3 separate regions of the Homo sapiens genome follow, and regions 1 and 2 are each linked to region 3. Evidence: read pairs that join two places in POLR2A ChIA-PET (ENCODE). Cell type or tissue: PC-9. All regions are shown on one strand. Each heading gives the region's core, and the rest is flanking DNA. Links, peaks and the distances in the headings are about the cores only.

Region 1 (5,973 bases), core at 299-5,298, 510 kb after region 3:
CTCACTCCCAAAACCTACCAAAACGTACCAAGCTGCCTCTTTGAATCTGCTGGCGTGGTAAGGGGAATGGTGTGGCGCATGTGAAAGAGATTGTCCCAAATGGGCAGAACCTTGGGACCCCAGCAAAATCCTGTGTTTAAGTTCTGGCCCAATTGCCAAAGTTCATCCCCAGTTCTTGTTTCAGACTAGCTCAGAAATTCGTCTCATTGATCCCTTTAAGGGCTTTTGTATGCGACTCTGCCACATCAAGAAAATAGCTCTACTACCACCCACTCAGAATATTTGCAGAATTTGCTTTCTTGAGATACGATCATAGCAAAAGCCATGCAGGAATCCCCACTTACCACAGAGGTCCATTTCCAGACATCTCATTGTGACCCCACTCCTCTGATGGCTGCAGACTCAGTCCCCAGAGGAGGAGCTCCTTGAGGCAGGGGTTGAAACATTTTTATAAATTATTATCCCCAGCATGTGGCACAGGGCCCAACATGTAGTAGGTGATCACAAAATTTTCTGTCAGGGAAAGCGTTAAAGTACTGAACTACTCTCCCAGTCCCCAAGCCCATTCTGATGTTAAACTCCTAATTCCCAATGTGACTGTTTTTGGAGTTCAAGCCTTTAGGGAGGTAATTAAGATTAAGTGAGGTCCTAAGGGTTGGTCTATAATCTGAAGGACTGGGGTTCTTATAGGAAGGAGAAGAGACACCAGAAATTTCTTTCCTTGCGTGCTCACAGAAAAAGGGTTATGTGAGGACACAGGAATAAAGTGGCTGTCTACAAAGAACAGGAAGAGAGGCCTTACCAGAAACCAACCTGATCACACCATGATCTTGGACTTCCAACCTCCAGAACTGTGAGAAAACACATTTCTGTTGTTTAAGCCATCCAGTCTCTGGTATTTTGTTAATGGCAGCCCTAGCAAACTAATACAGAAAGGGAAGCTCTTTAATGAGATTCCTGCAACCAGACCATGGCACAGTTCTAAATTCCAAAGAAGGAGGGAGGACAGACACTAACACGTGTTGAGAGCTGACGGATGTGGCAGCACTGAAGCAGCTGTTCCTGGAAATTCACCAGTTGTCTTCTGATCTAAAAACACTCCTGGGGAAGCTCGTGAATACCCACGGGTGAAGTGTTTTCCCCTGTACTATTCTCCCTACTAGCCATTCCCCAGTGCCTGGCTTTCAGTGATCTCTGGGTATGTGAACTCGAAACCAGCATTTCAGTAGGGAAGATGTAGTCAGGCAGAAGAACGTGCTCCTGTCTACCCAAGTGATGCTCCTAAGTGTCTCCATGAATGTCTATGAGTACCCAGGAATGAATGTTGTGTTTCTCATCCTGCATTGGATTTTACAGCCTTCATTAAATTTTGACCAACAAAATTGAGTGAGAAAAATCAGGCTTCCTGCAAGGAATGAGCTAAAACCAGTGTCGGGTTCTCACTGTGAACCTTGCATTTCCCTTTAATAACAGACATCAGACCACCTGCAAAAACATTACGTCTCACTAAGCCAGGTAAGAGTGAAACTAGAGAAAAGTAGAGGAAATGCCTTAAGTCAAAGTTTTGATTTGTAAATCTTAGAGGAGGACATGAAGCCCATGGATAAGCAATAGACTGGAAGAGTACAAAATGATACAAGAGGCAGTTTGCCTACCCCAGAGGAACAGATCCCCTGCGTAGAAAAGAATAGCACTGAGGAAGGGCTTTATGTCCTACCCATTCCTCCTCTAGCCCCCAGCCATTCTTAGAGAAGGGAGAGGTGGCAAAAAAAACTCATAAGAAAGTTTGAGATATCTAAGAATAGAAGCTTTGGGGCATGTGACTGAAGTTCAGGAGGGCAGCAGCCATTATGCAGCTTCCCCAAATGTAACTTAAAGAATGGCTGCAAAGACTATCCAGGCAGACAAGGCTGAGGTGATCTCATGGAGTTCCCTCGGAGGCTCATGGAGCAGCCAGTTATTTCCCAGAGGGGCTTAGAAGTCTAGAGAGAGAGCCGAGCCCAAAAAAGCTTAGTCTGTTCAGCCAATTCCCTTGGTGACCTAATGGGAATCAGAGCACACTAGCAAGGACAATGTCAGTGATGAAGGCTACAGGGACTTTATGCCCTCCGTGGCCTCTCTCTATTCAGTCCAGTGCCACCTGAAAGCTTCTTGGAATTTACCTGCAATGCTGGATAAAGAATTGGGGTCCTACATTAGCTGTCCCCAGAACCACCATACACAGAAATGCATACTATTCACTGCACAGGGACCCCTAGCTTAAGAAGCAGGTGTAGGCAGAAATCTAGTTTGTGTTGGCGCGGGGCTGCACCCTCCTGGAAGGGGATCTTTTTCTAATTTGCACAATGATGCCATAGGTTAGTGGCAGCTTGACTGAGCAAAACTTGATTTGACAGAGGTCCCTCTGAAGTGACTGAAAAGTTTTCACCACAAGCAGATTGAGGAACTAAGTAGAAATTAAGTTGGCGTATGAAAGAATAAAGTTAATGTCTCTTGCACATCTGAGTCTGTGGCCTGAGATTTATGACCACTATAAAGAAAAATATGAAGAAACCAACTCCTCCTCAAAAGAATGCATCTCTCTCTCTCTCTGTCTCTCTCTCTCTCTCTGCCTCTCTCTCTCTCTGGATGGCCTCACTCTCTTGCCCAGGCTGGAGTAAAGTGGCGTGATCACAGCTCACTGCAGCTTCAATCTCCTGGGTTCAAGCAATCCTCCCAACTCCCAGCTTCCCGAGTAGCTGGGACTACAGACACAGCACCACATCTGGCTAACTTTTTTTGTAGAGATGGGGTTTTGCCATGTTGCCCTGGTCTTGAATTCCTGGACTCAAGCCATCCACCTGCTTCGCCTTCCAAAGTGCTGGGATTATAGGCCTGAGCCATTGGACCCAGCTCAATTTTTATAATGATTAATATTTTGGTATATTTTCTTCCAGTCTTTTTCTGTATGCATTTTTCCATAGTTAATAACACATAGAACCTACAACTTGGTATCATGAATTTTCTGCTTAAAACTGTATCACAGGGGAAATCATGTAGACCAGGGGTCGCCAACCCCCGGGCCGAGGACTTTTACCAGTCTGTGGCCTGTTAGGAACCACACGGCACAGCAGGAGGTGAGCGGCAGGCAAGCTTCATCTGTGTTTACAGTCACTCCCGTGGCTCATATTACCACCTGAGCTCCGCCTCCTGTCAGATCAGCAGCGGCATTAGATTTTCATAGAGCAGGAGCTCTACTGTGAACTGTGCATGGGAGGGATCTAGGTTGTGTGCTCCTTATGAGACTCTAATGCCTCATGATCTGAGGTGGGACAGTTTCATCCTGAAACAATCCCCCATCTGCCTCTCCATCCATCGAAAAATTATCTTCCATGAAACCAGTCCCTGGTGCCAAAAAGTTTGGGCACCACTGACACAGATGGTAGATCTTGACCTCATCTGTATTTTTGAAACATCTGAGTTACTTACACAAGTGCTATGCCCCATGGCCACATCCCAGAGCAATAGAATGCCACCATTAACATGCCAAACTTAACCAAACTTAACATGCCACCAGAATCACTAACTTAAGGCACAGATGTATTCAGAGTTGAGAAGTTGCCTGAGGACTGAATCTTTGAGACTCCTTACTCAGATAGGTACAAATATTAATGTGATGTAAATCACGTGGGGATGGTGCTCAAATGCTGATGCTGATTCAGCAGCGCTAGGGCCTGAGATTCTACATTTCTCACATGCTCGAAGTTGATGTTGCTGGCCAGTGGGAGGACTGCATTTTGAGTACCATGGGCTCAGAGGTCCAGAAGATGAAAAAGCAGCAGAAAGATAATTTCTACTAAATTTCTACTAAAGCATTTTCCAAGTCATTACAAACTATTTTTTAACTATTGTTTTTAATATTTAGATATTTCATAGAATAAATAGACCACATTTTTTCTCTTAAACATTTCCTACTGTTGGCCATTTAAATTGTTTTCAATTTTGCTGTTGTAACTAAGGAAGGAGAAACCTCTTTGTGCATACTTCTTTGTCCTCAACTTTTAAATGAGAAACTAATAAAGGAAAATGATGAGTAGTGGAGCAGGCCCCAGAGTAACACACCCCTGAAGGCCTGACTTCCCTTCCAACATGTGCCAGTGTTACTGTGTCCTCAGGCAAGCTAAGCAATGTTTCTTCACCTCAGTTTTCTTTGCTACAAAATGGGCTTTTTCTTTTCTCATATCCTTGAAATAAAGGGCGTTCATAAAATTATCTGCAACTCAGAACTCCCTCTGTGGAGCTACCGTGTTATTTTTTTGTCACAGCTCAGGGACAATGACCAGGTATGCCAATGGTAATTGCTGGGGCCACCCTCCCCCAAAGCCAACCCAATACAGAACTGCTGATGCCACAGTCATAAACAAACCCTAGGATGTGGCCCACCCTTCAGTGTTTGGATTTCAGTGCCAGGGGTAAGAAATATGAAAGACATGGAAAGAAGCAGCTGCGTTCCAAGACACTCCTTCAGATAAAGTTTCCTTTAAAACATTTTTACCATTCTTCATCAATATTTATAAAGAGATGAATAGATACAGCCACATTCCTCCTGGGCTGTGTCTCAGACACACCTATAATATCTGATCAAAATACAACTATTGTTTGTTGGTTCGGGGAGCACTTTTATTGGCAAGCTTCTTTGAAAATGAGGAGCCAAGTCAGCCCCATGTAGCAAAAAAATAAAATCAAAATCAGTTACATGAGTACAAAAAGATGGATGTAATTTTTTAAGGGCAACATGATGTGGCAGAAAGAGCATGGAATTTAGATTCCTGGATGTGATTCTCAAATTGGTCTCTTGCTGCTAGAGACTCAGAGCAAGTTAATTCACCACTTTGAGCTTCAGTTTCTTCTTCGGGGGGGTATGATGAAAGTTATTATAAACACAGAGAGAATCAGCTTTTCTAGAAAGAGTTCATTGATGTATCTGGCCTCTCAAGCAGGCAGAATGTTAGTTAATACTTGCCAACCTGTTGAGGTATCATGGACCCTTAAGGTTTCATCCAGTATTCATGGTTTAATCTTTGGGAAACACCATGAAGGACACCTAGCTTCTAAATAAGTCTCCCACTAGGTCCCACATGGCAACTGGAATTCCCAAATGACTTCCCTTTTGGGTTAAGGGGGGTGGTTCTCAGTGTGAAGAGACCACCAAACAGGCTTTGTGTGAGCAACATGGCTGTTTATTTCACCTGGGTGCAGGCAGGCTGAGTTCGAAAAGAGAGTCAGAGAAAGGAGATAAGGGTATAGCCATTTTATAGGATTTGGGTAGATAAAGGAAAATTACAGTCAAAGGGGGGTTGTTCTCTGGCGGGCAAAGTGGGGGTCACAAGGTGCTCAGTAGGGGAGCTTTTGAGCCAGGATGAGCCAGGAGAAGGAATTTCACAAGACAATGTCATCAGTTAAGGCAGGAACAGGCCATTTTCACTTCTTTTGTGGTGGAATGTCATCAGTTAAGGCAGGAACCAGCCATCTGGGTGTGTACCTGCAGGTCACAGGGGATATGATGGCTTAGCTTGGGCTCAGAGGCCTGACATTCCTGTCTTCTTATGTTAATAAGAAAAATAAAATGAAATAGTGGTAAAGTGTTGGGATGGTGAAAATTTTTGGGGGTGGTGTGGAGAGATAATGGGCGATGTTTCTCAGGGCTGCTGCAAGCGGTATTAGAGGCAGCGTGGGAACCTAGAGTGGGAGAGATTAAGCTGAAGGAAGATTTTGTGGTAAGAGGTGATGTCGTGGGGTTGTTAGAAGAAACATTTGTCGTGTAGAATTATTGGAGATGGCCTGGATACAGTTTTGTATGAATTGAAAAACTAAATGGAATAAGAGAAGGAGAAAAACAGGTATAAAAGGTCTAAGAATTGGGAGGACCCAGGACATCTGATTAGAGAGTGCCTAAGGAGATTCAGCATAGTCCTGCCAGCAAAGATTATTTAT
Region 2 (5,973 bases), core at 299-5,298, 310 kb after region 3:
GAATTTGATCCTGTCATTATGATGCTAGCTGGTTATTTTACCCATTAGTTGATGCAGTTTCTTTATAGTGTCGATGGTCTTTACATTTTGGTATGTTTTTGCCATGGCTGGGACCAGTTTTTCCTTTCCATATTTAGTGCCTTCTTCAGTAGCTCTTGTAAGGCCGGCCTGGTAGTGACAAAATCCCTCAGCATTTGCTTGTCTGTAAAGGATTTTATTTCTCCTTTGCTTATGAAGCTTAGTTTGGCTGCATATGAAATTCTGGGTTGAAAATTCTTTTCTTTAAGAATGTTAAATATTGACCCCCACTCTCTTCTGGCTTGTAGAGTTTCTTCAGAGAGATCCACTGTTAGTCTGATGGGCTTCCCTTTGTGGGTGACCCGACCTTTTTCTCTGGCTGCCCTTAACATTTTTTCCTTCATTTCAACCTTGGTAAATCTGACGATTATGTGTTTTGGGGTTGCTCTTATCGAGGAATATCTTTGTGGTGTTCTCTGTATTTCCTGAATTTGAATGTTAGCCTGTCTTGCTAGGTTGGGGAAGTTCTGCTGGATAATATCCCGAAGTGTGTTTTCCAACTTGGTTCCATTCTCCCCATCACATTCAGGTACACCAATCAAACGTAGGTTTGGTCTTTTCACATAGTCCCATATTTCTTGGAGGCTTTGTTCATTCCTTTTCATTCTTTTTTTTCTCTAATCTTGTCTTTATTTCATTAAGTTGATCTTTATTTCATTAAGTTGATCTTCTCTGATATCCTTTCTTCTGCTTGATTGATTTGGCTATTGATACTTGTGTATGCTTCATGAAGTTCTTGTGCTGTGTTTTTCAGCACCATCAGGTCATTTATGTTCTTCTCTAAACTGGTTATTCTATTTAGCAGTTCCTGTAACCTTTTATCAAGGTTCTTAGCTTCTTTGCATTGGGTTAGAACACGCTCCTTAGATCGGAGGAGTTTGTTATTACCCACCTTCTGAAACCTACTTCTGTCATTTCATCAAGCTCATTTTCCATCCAGTTTTGTTCCCTTGCTGGTGAGGAGTTGTGATCCTTTGGAGGAGAAGAGGCATTCTGGTTTTTGGAATTTTCAGCCTTTTTGTGCTAGTTTTGCCTCATCTTTGTGGATTATCTACCTATAGTCTTTGATTTTGGTGACCTTCAGATGGGGTTTTTGCGTGGGCATGCTTTTTGTTGATGTTGATGCTAATGCTTTCTGTTTGTTAGTTTTCTTTGTAACAGTCAGGTCCCTCTTCTGCAGGTCTGCTGGAGTTTGCTGGAGGTCCACTCCAGACCTGTTTGCCTGGGTATCACCAGCAGAGGCTGCAGAACAGCAAAGATTGCTGCCTGCTCCTTCCTCTGGAAGCTTCGTCCCAGAGGGGCACCTGCCAGATGCCAGCTGGAGCTCTCTTGTATGAAGTGTCCGTCAACTCCTGCTGGGAGGTGTCTTCCAGTCAGGAAGCACGGGGATCAGGGACCCACTTGAGGAGGCAGTCTGTCCCTTAGCAGAGCTTGAGCACTGTGCTGGGAGATCCGCTGCTCTCTTCAGAACTGGCAGGCAGGAACCTTTAAGCCTGCTGAAGCTGTTCTCCCAGCCGCCCCTTTCCCCAGGTGCTCTGTCCCAGGGAGATGGGAGATTTATCTATATGTCCCTGACTGGGGCTACTGCCTTCCTTTCAGAGATGCCCTTCCCACAGAAGAGGAATCTAGTGAGGCAGTCTGGCTACAGTAGCTTTGTCATGCTGTCGTGGGTTCCGCACCCAGTCTGAACTTCCTGGTGGCTTTGTTTACACTGTGAGGGGAAAGCCGCCTACTCAAGCCTCCGTAATGGTGGATGCTCCTCCCCCTACCAAGCTCCAGCATCTCAGTTTGATTTCAGATTACTGTGCAGGCAGTGAGCATTTCAAGCCAGTTGATCTTAGCTTGCTGGGCTCCATGGTGGTGGGATCCACTGAGCAAGATCACTCGGCTCCCTGGCTTCAGCCCTCTTTCCAGGGGAGTGAACGGTTCTGTCTCACTGGCATTCCTGGCACCACTGGGGTATGAAAAAAGAACTCCTGCAGCTAGCTTGGTGTCTGCCCAAACGGCTGCCCAGTTTTGTGCTTGAAACCCAGGGCCCTGGTGGTGTAGGTGCCAGAGAGAATCTTCTGGTCTACAGGTTGAGAAGACTGTGGGAAAAGCATAGTATCTGGGCCAGATAGCACCATCCCTCATGGCACAGTCCCTCACTGCTTCCCCTGGCTAGGGGAACATAATACTCTATTTTAAACCTGTATTTTATTTAATCATCCTATCATCATCTCCAGGTGTACATCATCATTTTTACATCACAGTAATTTGCCACAGGACACAGAGTAAGTGGCTGTAGTAAGTTGTATTATTGCTCAATCTATTTGCTATTTGGGAGTGTGTTAAATATCCCTGCTTTGGGCCGGGCGTGGTGGCTCATGCCTGTAATCCCAGCACTTTGGGAGGCCGAGGTGGGTGGATCACGAGGTCACGAGATCGAGACCAGCCTGATCAACATGGTGAAACCCCGTCTCTACTAAAAATAGAAAAATTAGCTGGGCGTGGTGGCACATGCCTGTAATCCCAGCTACTCGGAAGGCTGAGGCAGGAGAATTGCTTGAACCTGGGAAGCGGAGGTTGCAGTGAGCCGAGATTGCGCCACTGCACTCCAACCTGGTGACGGAGCAAGACTCCATCTCAAAAAAAAAAAAAAAAAAAAAATCCCTGCTTTTTTGGGGTCAGGCTTGGCCATATGATTTGTTTTGTCCATAAAATATAAATGGAAGTGATGTGAGCAGAAACTTTAAAAGCCAACATATGATTCCATTGTCTTTTTTTCTATTTCACAAGATCAATTTCCCAGATACTGGCTGCTCCTTTAGTCTGGGTCTGGAGATAATGACCACAGGGAAGACAGATGCAGCTGATATGTAGCCTGAGTGAGAAATAAACCTTTGCTATTCCAAGCCACTGAGATTTGGGGTTGTTTGTTACCACATCATGCCATAGCCTAAGTTGATTAGTACAGTAGCAAAGACAGGATTCTGACTCCAAAGCCCATGACTTTTCCTTCATAACACTCTACCTTCCAGTGGGAAAGACACAGAGGCTTAAACACTGTTTGTGCAGCATGTGGCATCTCCTCCCTCCTTTTACATATGCTAGTGAGAGCTTACGAAAGTGTCAGGAGAGTACAGTCAGCCCAGAGGACTTCTGTCTAACCATGAATGCTGGGTTCATGTAAACTGCACAGCAGATCTGACTCCCCAGGGTTCGTGTCAGCCTCTCCCTTCTTAGAAGCACTGAAGCAGGGGAGGGAGGGGCACAGTGATGACAGTGATGAGTTCCATATGTCTCAAGTGCTTTCCAGATGCGCCCTCTGGCTCAGCTTAGTGGGAGCTGGTGCCATCTGGTAGACAAGCACGGAGACTGTGAGTAGGGGGCCAGCCTTCCAGATCCAGTGTCCTCCCCACCTCGGGAGTAACTGGGAAGTCCCTGATCCCAGATAGGAAGTGGATACTTCCCTGTAGGAAGAGGAAAGGTCCAAGAGCCCCTCGTTCAAAACCAGATAGGTGTTCTTTGAGTGAAAAGCAAGCTGGACCTTGAGGCCAAATAAAATTTTGCTATTTAGAATGACTGGTTAAGTTGGAAAAACAAACAAGCAAATAAACCTCTGCAAGAAGGTAAATTAATCTAAAAAGTGGTCTAATCTTTCTTTTGTTAAAAAAAAAAAAAGATAGCCAGGCATGGTGGCAGGCACCTGTAATCTCAGCTACTCAGGAGACTGAGGCAGGAAAATCGCTTGAACCTGGGAGGTGGAGGTTGCAGTGAGCTGAGATCACACCACTGCACTCCAGCCTGGGCTACAGAGCAAAACTCTGTAAAAACAAACAAAAAAAAATCTATGGTGTTTTTCTTCTGTGGATTTAAACTGAGAAAATGGAGCTGACAATCCCTTTCTTTATTTAGATTTTCCCCTAGGATTTTGTGTTGCAGGGGAATATACCGGTCTAGGTCTATGTCAATGACCTGGGTCAATGACCTGGGGAATTGTTTTGGAGTCACTCTTGGTATTTGTTGCAGGGCCTAGGCAATCATGGAGCAGCTACAGCTGCCTCTGGCAGAGAGCAGTATGGATTGACTCTGCAGTTGTAATGTGACTGCAACCCCATTTGAGGAAAGGGTATTTGTTGTAGTCAACCTGCAGGTCACTAGGTCCATACTTTGCTTAGCTTTTAAACTGTCTTTGTATCATGACTTGAGTAGCTGATTGACACTTGAGTTTCTTGGGTCTCTTTCTTGTGTTCTGGAATTCAGTGTACCATCTTGTTCTGTTTTATGATTAATCTTTTTGAGAGGCCTACAAAACAGATATATCACAAGTAGGAAAATTAAAAGCAAACACTGATTTATAAACAGTTCACAAAAAATCAAGAGGATACAGAAATTCCCTTTGTTCCATGATATATATTTGTTTCCCTCATGACATGGCTCCTCATTTTACCATCAGAGGGTACAAAAGCATCTTCTTAGCTCCAAGATACCTAACAGTTACAGTATACTTGACCAATTGACCAGCTTCAATGGACCCCTTTTTCCTTTGAGTTCTTTACTTTGTTTAGTTCTCCATTGTAGTAATAGCCAACATTTAAAGAGGCCTTTACTGCTCGAAAATGCTTTTACATACATTGACAAAGAGGCCCTCACAATGCCTTTGGAGCCGGTTGAACTGAATATTATTAGGTGCCCCTGTAAAGAGTGGGTCATAGAATGGTTTCACCACCATTTTTATGGATCTGGGAGATTAGGGACCATGTCAATTTGTTGTGGTTGTTGATCATGCGTTCTTTTACCACTAAAATGAAGAACAGAAAGGGACAAAAATGAGGAAAGAAGTAAGAGGAGGAGAAAATGGGAAAGAAGAAGACAGGTCATTGTGTTAAAATAACAAGTAAAACAGTTAACAGCTGGAAGCTCCAATTGGCTGGACTGAGGGCTGCAGAAGGCTGACAAGGTGGTTCCTTTTTTTTTTTGATCTATCTCAAGCCCACAAATGGCCCAAGTACATCGTTGGAGCTCTCAATTCAAAATTTGCTGCATGAACTGATGAATAGAGATGACTTAACAATGCTTCCTTCTGGATGGAGGAATTTTAGCATTTTTACATGTATAGGTCCCACTCACCTGTTCTTTTCAAAACATGATTGGTAACAAATAAAACATTCAAACAATCTAATTTTCTCCTGCCTAGACAATTTCAAACGCATTAGGAATAATATTTTTCACCAGATTGATTAAATTAATAGATTGCTTTAGTGTCATGTCTGCCATATTATAATTTGCTGAACTAATTGTTTTTCCAAATCAAAAGCAGACAGGCCCCTTGCCCTATGCACAGTAACTATGGCAAAAACTAACTAGTGGTTTTGTCCTCATGTATTCCTGACTTTTATTTTTTTAAATAGGAGATTGTGCCTGGGAAATTGCCACTGCCCTAGAAAATCTCAGCTCATTACTTTCTGTATTATTATTCACTTTGACATTTGTTTGCTACCTTTAAAGTTGCTGGGGTTTTTTTTTTTTTTTTGACTCAAGAATGTATGGCTTAGCTCACGACTAAACTGAAAATTCCTCAAGAATAATATGGACTGAATTGTGTCCCCCCCAACCTCCACCCAAAAATTCATATGCTGAAGGTTAATATGGTTTGGATTTGTGTCCCCACCCAAATCTCATGTCAAATAGTAATCTCCAATGTTGGAGGAGGGGCCTGGTGGAAGGAGATTGGATCATGGGAGCAGATTTCCTCATTGCTGTTCTCATGATAGTGAATGAGTTCTCACAAGATTTGGTTGTTTAAAAGTGTGTAGCACCTCCCCCTTCTCTCTCTTTCTTCTGCTTCTGCCATGTAGGATGTGCCTGCTTCCCCTTCACCTTCTGCCATGATTGTAAGTTTCCTGAGAACTC
Region 3 (5,973 bases), core at 610-5,609:
TGGAAATGTCATTTTTCCAAAGTTTCTAGCTATATACTCTCTTTCCTTCAAATAACATAAGTCTGAAAGCAATGAAAACGTCAAAGGAAAATGTTTATATACATCCACATGTTTATTTAATATGTTTCTCTTAACACCTGAAACTTGTTTTAAAACAAAAAGCAGTATTCACTTCAAATCATAAACTTAGAATTCTGTATCTCATGTCAGAAATATGTTTATGGCCTTGCTTTTAAGTGGTGCTGTTTCCCATAGGGCATTAGTTCTCAGATTTTGGAATGTGAAATAATCACCTAGGAAGTTGGTTTAAAATGCACACTAGTGAGCCCACCTTAGACTTCTTTTGGGGCCTTCGACCTCACTTTGAGAAATACCTTCTTCAGGTTATTCTTTATGTTTGTCCTGTGGTTAAATATTAGAGTATTCATGATAAAACATTTTGAGAAGGGGTAAGCAGTGAGTTATTACCCACAATTTAAAGCAAATTTTGAATGAATCTTTAAGTTAGGTATCTACCTTCCCACCAGCCCCCCAAAAAACCTCTCAGTAGTTTCTTTCAGTGTACAAAATGATGAGCATTTTTCTATGATGAGGTTTTAACCATTATTCAGGGTGGTCTTTTGTTTTTAAATCTTTTTTTAACTAATAAGATTTACGGTGTGTATTTTATACAGAAATGCATTATAAATGTTTTTAATTGTGTTCTGTTTTTTGCAGTCTTTAAGTGCCATGCCAATTGTTCTTATATTCTATAGAAGTTCGCTCAAAATACTCAACAGGGGAATAGGCAGCGGACAGTCAGAATGGTTGGAATTTTGGCTTTCTAAGAAAAACTTTATTTTGCATAAGCATGTGGTCAGATCATTTTGTGCATATGCAGCCTGGATTGGATGTTAAGTAAATGCTTGTTCAGTGCCGGTACATTTACTTAAATCTGTTTTTATTTTTGTCATGTAGAATACTACTGTGGTCATCATAATGTAATCTATTTCTGTACCTTTTTTTTTTTTTTTTACTTTGAAGTCTTTAAATAAAATGTATAATACCCATTGAGAGTGGATCATTTTTCATATGTAGTATGTCAGAAATTTGTATAAGAACAAAGATGCATCAAAATTTGTTCAAGAAAAAGTGAAAATTTCAGAGTTTGGAATTTTGCTGTACTTAAAGCACCATTCTGGTAGAACTGATGCTGTCGTATTTACATTTAATAATGTTACATTTAGCTGGACATAGTGGCTCACACAGCACTTTGGGAGACTGAGGTGGGAGGATCACTTGACCCTAGGAGTTTGAGTTCAGCCTGGGCAATATAGTGAGACCCCATCTCTACATACAGAAAAATAAGAAATTAGCCAGGCATGCCGGCAAAGTGCCTATAGTCCCAGGAGGCTGAGGTGGGAAGACTGCTTGAGCCCAGGAGGTTGTGGCTGCAGTGAACTATGATCATGCCACTGCACTCCAGCTTGGGCAACAAAGTGAGACCCTGTCTCTCAAAAAATATTTAATGTTATATTTATTAATGTAGATATTATTAAAAATTAGGAATTAAAATATTCTCCATTGTTTTATTTATTTTAGCAACAGGGTCTCACTCAGTCACCCAGGCTAGAGTGCAGTGGCATGGTCATAGCTCACTAATAACCTTGAACTCATAGGCTCATGGGATCTCCAGCTTGGAGTAGCTGGGACTACAGGCATACACCACAGACACATGGCTACTTTTTTTTTTGGTAGAGATGAGGTCTCGCTATGTTGCCAAGGCTGGTCTCAAACTCCTGGGCTCAAGTGATCCACCCAATTTGGCCTTCCACCACCACACCCAAGCCTCTCCACTATATATATTTTTAACTCATCTTTCCATTCATCTCTTTTAATTGGAAAACAAATTAGTAAGACATCAGCTGATCATAGAATATTTTAACTGGTTTTAAAACTGAAGCAAGGCTGGACACAGTGGCTGACGCCTGTAATCCCTACACTTTGGGAGGCCGAGGCGGGTGGATCACCTGAGGTCAGGAGTTCGAGACCAGCCTGGTCAACATGATGAAACCCCGTCTCTACTAAAAATACAAAAAATTAGGTGGGCACCTGTAATCCCAGCTACTCAGGAGGCTGAGGCAAGAGAAGCTTGAACCTGGGAGGCAAAGATTGCAGTGAGCCGAGATCGCGCCGCTGCACTCCAGCCTGGGCAACAAGAGTGAAACTCTCAAAAAATAAATAGTGGGCGCGCTGGCTGACGCCTGTAATCCCAGCACTTTGGGAAGCCGAGGCGGGTGGATCAGGAGGTCAGGAGATCAAGACCATTCTGGCTAACACAGTGAAACCCTGTCTCTACTAAAAATACAAAAAAATTAGCCGGGTGTGGCGGTGTGCGCCTGTTGTCCCAGCTGCTGGGGAGACTGTGGCAGGAGAATGGCGTGAACCTGGGAGGCAGAGCTTGCAGTGATCCGAGATCGCGCCACTGCACTCCAACCTGGGTGACAGAGCAAGACTGTCTCAATAAATAAATAAGTAATAAATAAAACCGAAGCAAATTTAAAGATTCAGAACAGATTATCTCTTCATGCTTTACAGTAATCTAAAATCGAATATTTCTTCTTCAATTGTAACTAGTGTCCATATTGTAGCTAGTGTTTATATAAACAGTGTGAGTGCCTTTCTTTTTTCTTTTCTGTCTTTTTTTTTTTTTTTTTTTTTTTGGTAGAGGCAGGATCTCACTGTTGTCCAAGCTGGCCTTGAACTCCTCCATCTTTCTGCCTGAGCCTCTCAAAGCACTGGGATTACAGGCTTGAGCCACCATGCCCCATCTCTACTTCTTTTCTTGATTACAGGCATGAGCCACCGCACCCCGCCTTCCCAGATAGGATAAGTATTTTATCCTAATTTCAACTCTTGCTTAAAATGAAGTTCTAGGCAGTATTAAGAAAGTACTTTCCAGGCTATTCCCTGTATCACATCATAAATTTGGTGGTTTTCTGTGAGTGAGTAAATCCTAAAACAGACTCCACAGAGGAACTTGAAGCTTTAGGGAAATTTTTCATTAAGGCATTCCATCACTGGGATAACCAGTTTCTCCCCGAAAGGTACAACCAATCTCCAGTCCTTGAAATTCAACAGCTTGCTTTGTGGACAATGGCTAACAATGAGTCATTTGGTCTATCTGAAGGTCTCCTTTCCTAGATTTGCTCTTGTTTACTCTAGGACTTAAGGATCACTTAAGAACCAGATGGCTGGGTGCAGTGGATGACGCCTGTAATCCCAGCACTTTGGGAGGCCAAAGCGGGTGGATTGCTTGAGACCAGGAGTTCGAGACCAGCCTGGGCAACATAGTGAAACAACCGTCTCTACAATTTGCTGGGCGTGGTGGCATATTCCTGTCATCCCAGCTGCTCGGGAGGCTGAGGTGGGAGGATTGCGTCAGCCCTGGAGGGTGAGGCTGCAGTGAGCCCTCGAGTCTGGGTGACAAAGCAAGACACTTGTCTCAAAAAATAAAAATCTGAATAGTTTATATCCCTAGCTTATTCCAGAATATACTGGAATTTACTGTGCACGATGCTAAATAAGGCTAATAAAAACAACCTCTGCCCTTGATGTTAAACGTAGAAAACAGACATACTGAGATGTTCATCTCCACAATGAATAGTCCAGTGACAAAAGCCAAATAAATGCATGAAAATATACATTATGTAATCATGATGGTTCACTAATGAAACTTATAGGAATTTTATTTAACATTCTTTTGTAATTAATGCTGGACATTTTTCAGGTTTATGGTAGATTCCACAGCTTTCTGGGTTTATATATACACAATAAGAATAGAATCTTTAGATCAATCTCTTAACATACACACTATGAGATTGTTTTTGGCTTTTGTGCTGAGAAATATGAATTGGATTTTGCCTGGGAATGGGAGAGCAGATTGTCAGCTGCTTCTGCTTAGATTAGATCTTTTACAGTCCATCTCTGAAATTTATAATTAAAATGAATCCAGCTCAGAATTTAAGAGTGATTTTTGTGGCAGTGCGATTCACTTTCATGTAACTTGTGCCTTACTGGTGTTGACATTTTATTTTTACTCCAATTACTATTTTTAGTATTTGTATGGATAAACAAATTATAAGTACCTAAGAATTAGTGGCTGTTTAATGTGATCTTTTACAAGATATCTGAAAATGAAAGCCCATGCCAGATGGATTCACTAGACTTGAGAGGGTTAAGTTTTCATCAACAATTTAGCTGGTCAGAAGCAAATTCCAATTGTTTAAGAAAGAGCCTGTTGAAACGCTCTAGCAAAATTTTTGAAAATTTAGATGCTTTGTTTTTTCCATAAAAGGGAAGTGCTGGGTGGTTTCTAGAGGTAGTGCCACATAACCAGATTTAAAACTTGCATGAGATAAACTATCTGCAATGTGGGTGGCTACACTTGATGATTTTTACATTATTCATAATATATTTAGGAATAAAAACATGCAAAGGAACTTAAATACAGAAAATACAGAAATTTAGCTCACATTTTACGGCCTTTTACAGAAAATTTTTAAGAAAAAAAATTTTTGAGGCAGTAGATTTTTATTTAAACAGCCAGATTTTTTCTTTTTCTTTTTCTTTTTTCTTTTTTTTTTTTTCTTTTTTTTTTTTTTTTGAGACAGTAGTCTTGCTCTGTCACCCAAGCTGGAGTGCAGTGGTACGATCTCAGCTCACTGCAACCTCCGCCTCCCAGGTTCAGGTGATTCTCATGCTTCAGCCTCCCGAGTAGCTGGGATTACAGGAGTGTGCTACCACCCCCGCCTAATTTTTGTGTTTTTAGTAGAGACGGGATTTTACCATGTTGGCCAGGCTGGTCTTGAATTCCTGACCTCAAGTGATCCACCGCCTCGGCCTCCCAAAGTGCTGGGATTACAGGTGTGAGCTCCCGCACCCAGCTCAGATTTTTCAATTTAAAGATCATGAAAGAACATGCATTTATGTACAGTTTGGCTCAAGTTTATCCAGTTAGAAAGTATTCATTTTCTAACAGGGAAATTTGAATCAGCATGCTAAAGACTTGCTATCTTCCTAGATTATTTTATGTTTTAAATTTTAATTTATGTATTTATTGAGGGCCTTATAATGTGTCTAGCACTATGCTGATTCTGTAGGATTTGGGAAAATGTTAAATAATTTTTTGTGACAGACGGAATAAATGCATTTCAGAAAAGTTGGCTTAAAGTTTAAAAAAAAGGCCTGTGTGTATGTTATTCCTTTACTTAGAAGATATTTCCCATGATCAAAATAAAAATGAATGTTCTCCCCCAATAGTGGGGAGTACGTGGTAAGGCAGCGGGGTAGGCCTGGTGGACTGCAGTGTGCCTGGTTGGCAGAATACTGATTCTATCTGCTTCACCACCACCAGGGGCCAGTCTCTTGCTATAATGAAGGTCAGAGTTACCAGCACCATAGCCCTCTGGAGGAGCCAGTGTATTCACTACAGGCCGGTTACCTAGAGGTTCCAGGATTTTATCAGTGCTGATCATGTGTATTTTAATTTTACGGAACTATTAAAAGTCAATATACCGGCCGGGCGCGGTGGCTCACGCCTGTAATCCCAGCCCTTTGGGAGGCCGAGGCTGGCGGATTCCTTGAGGTCAGGGGTTTGAGACCAGCCTGGCTAACGTGGTTAAACCTCGTCTCTACAAAAATACAAAAACTATCCGGGTGTGGTGGTGCATGCCTTTTATCCCAGCTGCTTGGGAGGCCGAGGCAGGAGAATCGCTTGAACTGGGGAGATAGAGGTTGCAATAAGCTGAGATTGCACCACTGCACTCCAAACTGGGCGAGAGGGCGAAACTCCGTCTCAAAAAAAAAAAAAAAAAAAGAAGTCAATATACCCTTTGAACTGTTATTCAGAACGCTCTAATATGTTATCAGGGAACCTGGAAGGTTTTGTACTAGAATTGCTCTGCCCACTTTAACCATTCTGGATGTTAGAAC

Evidence for each region. Peaks named below come from ENCODE experiments on the same cell type or tissue, not always from the same donor. Only the 100,000 strongest peaks of a DNase experiment are listed, where the experiment ranks them.
Region 1: POLR2A ChIA-PET joins it to region 3 with 35 read pairs; 2 of 35 experiments call an interaction of 5 or more read pairs at or near these places.
Region 2: POLR2A ChIA-PET joins it to region 3 with 25 read pairs; 2 of 35 experiments call an interaction of 5 or more read pairs at or near these places.

The regions. Positions count from the first base shown.
Region 1 is chr3:170,812,445-170,818,417 of GRCh38, forward strand. The region is part of intron 2 of LOC105374211 (a long non-coding RNA gene); the gene reads left to right. Among named protein-coding and RNA genes, the nearest start is that of RPL22L1, 55 kb to the right of the region's middle. RefSeq lists an enhancer at 5,149-5,726. In PC-9, for the core only: no CTCF peak of the experiment used is centred there; a DNase peak (open chromatin) is centred at 3,167; H3K4me3 peaks cover 277 bases.
Region 2 is chr3:170,619,662-170,625,634 of GRCh38, forward strand. All of the region lies in intron 2 of SLC7A14-AS1 (SLC7A14 antisense RNA 1), which reads left to right. Among named protein-coding and RNA genes, the nearest start is that of SLC7A14, 37 kb to the left of the region's middle. In PC-9, for the core only: no CTCF peak of the experiment used is centred there; no DNase peak of the experiment used is centred there.
Region 3 is chr3:170,304,929-170,310,901 of GRCh38, forward strand. It overlaps PRKCI (protein kinase C iota), which reads left to right. Exons shown (of 18, transcript NM_002740.6): 18 at 1-1,049. Among named protein-coding and RNA genes, the nearest start is that of SKIL, 50 kb to the right of the region's middle. In PC-9, for the core only: CTCF peaks have their summits at 5,374 (motif pointing right) and 5,577; DNase peaks (open chromatin) are centred at 3,143 and 5,423; H3K27ac peaks cover 1,583 bases.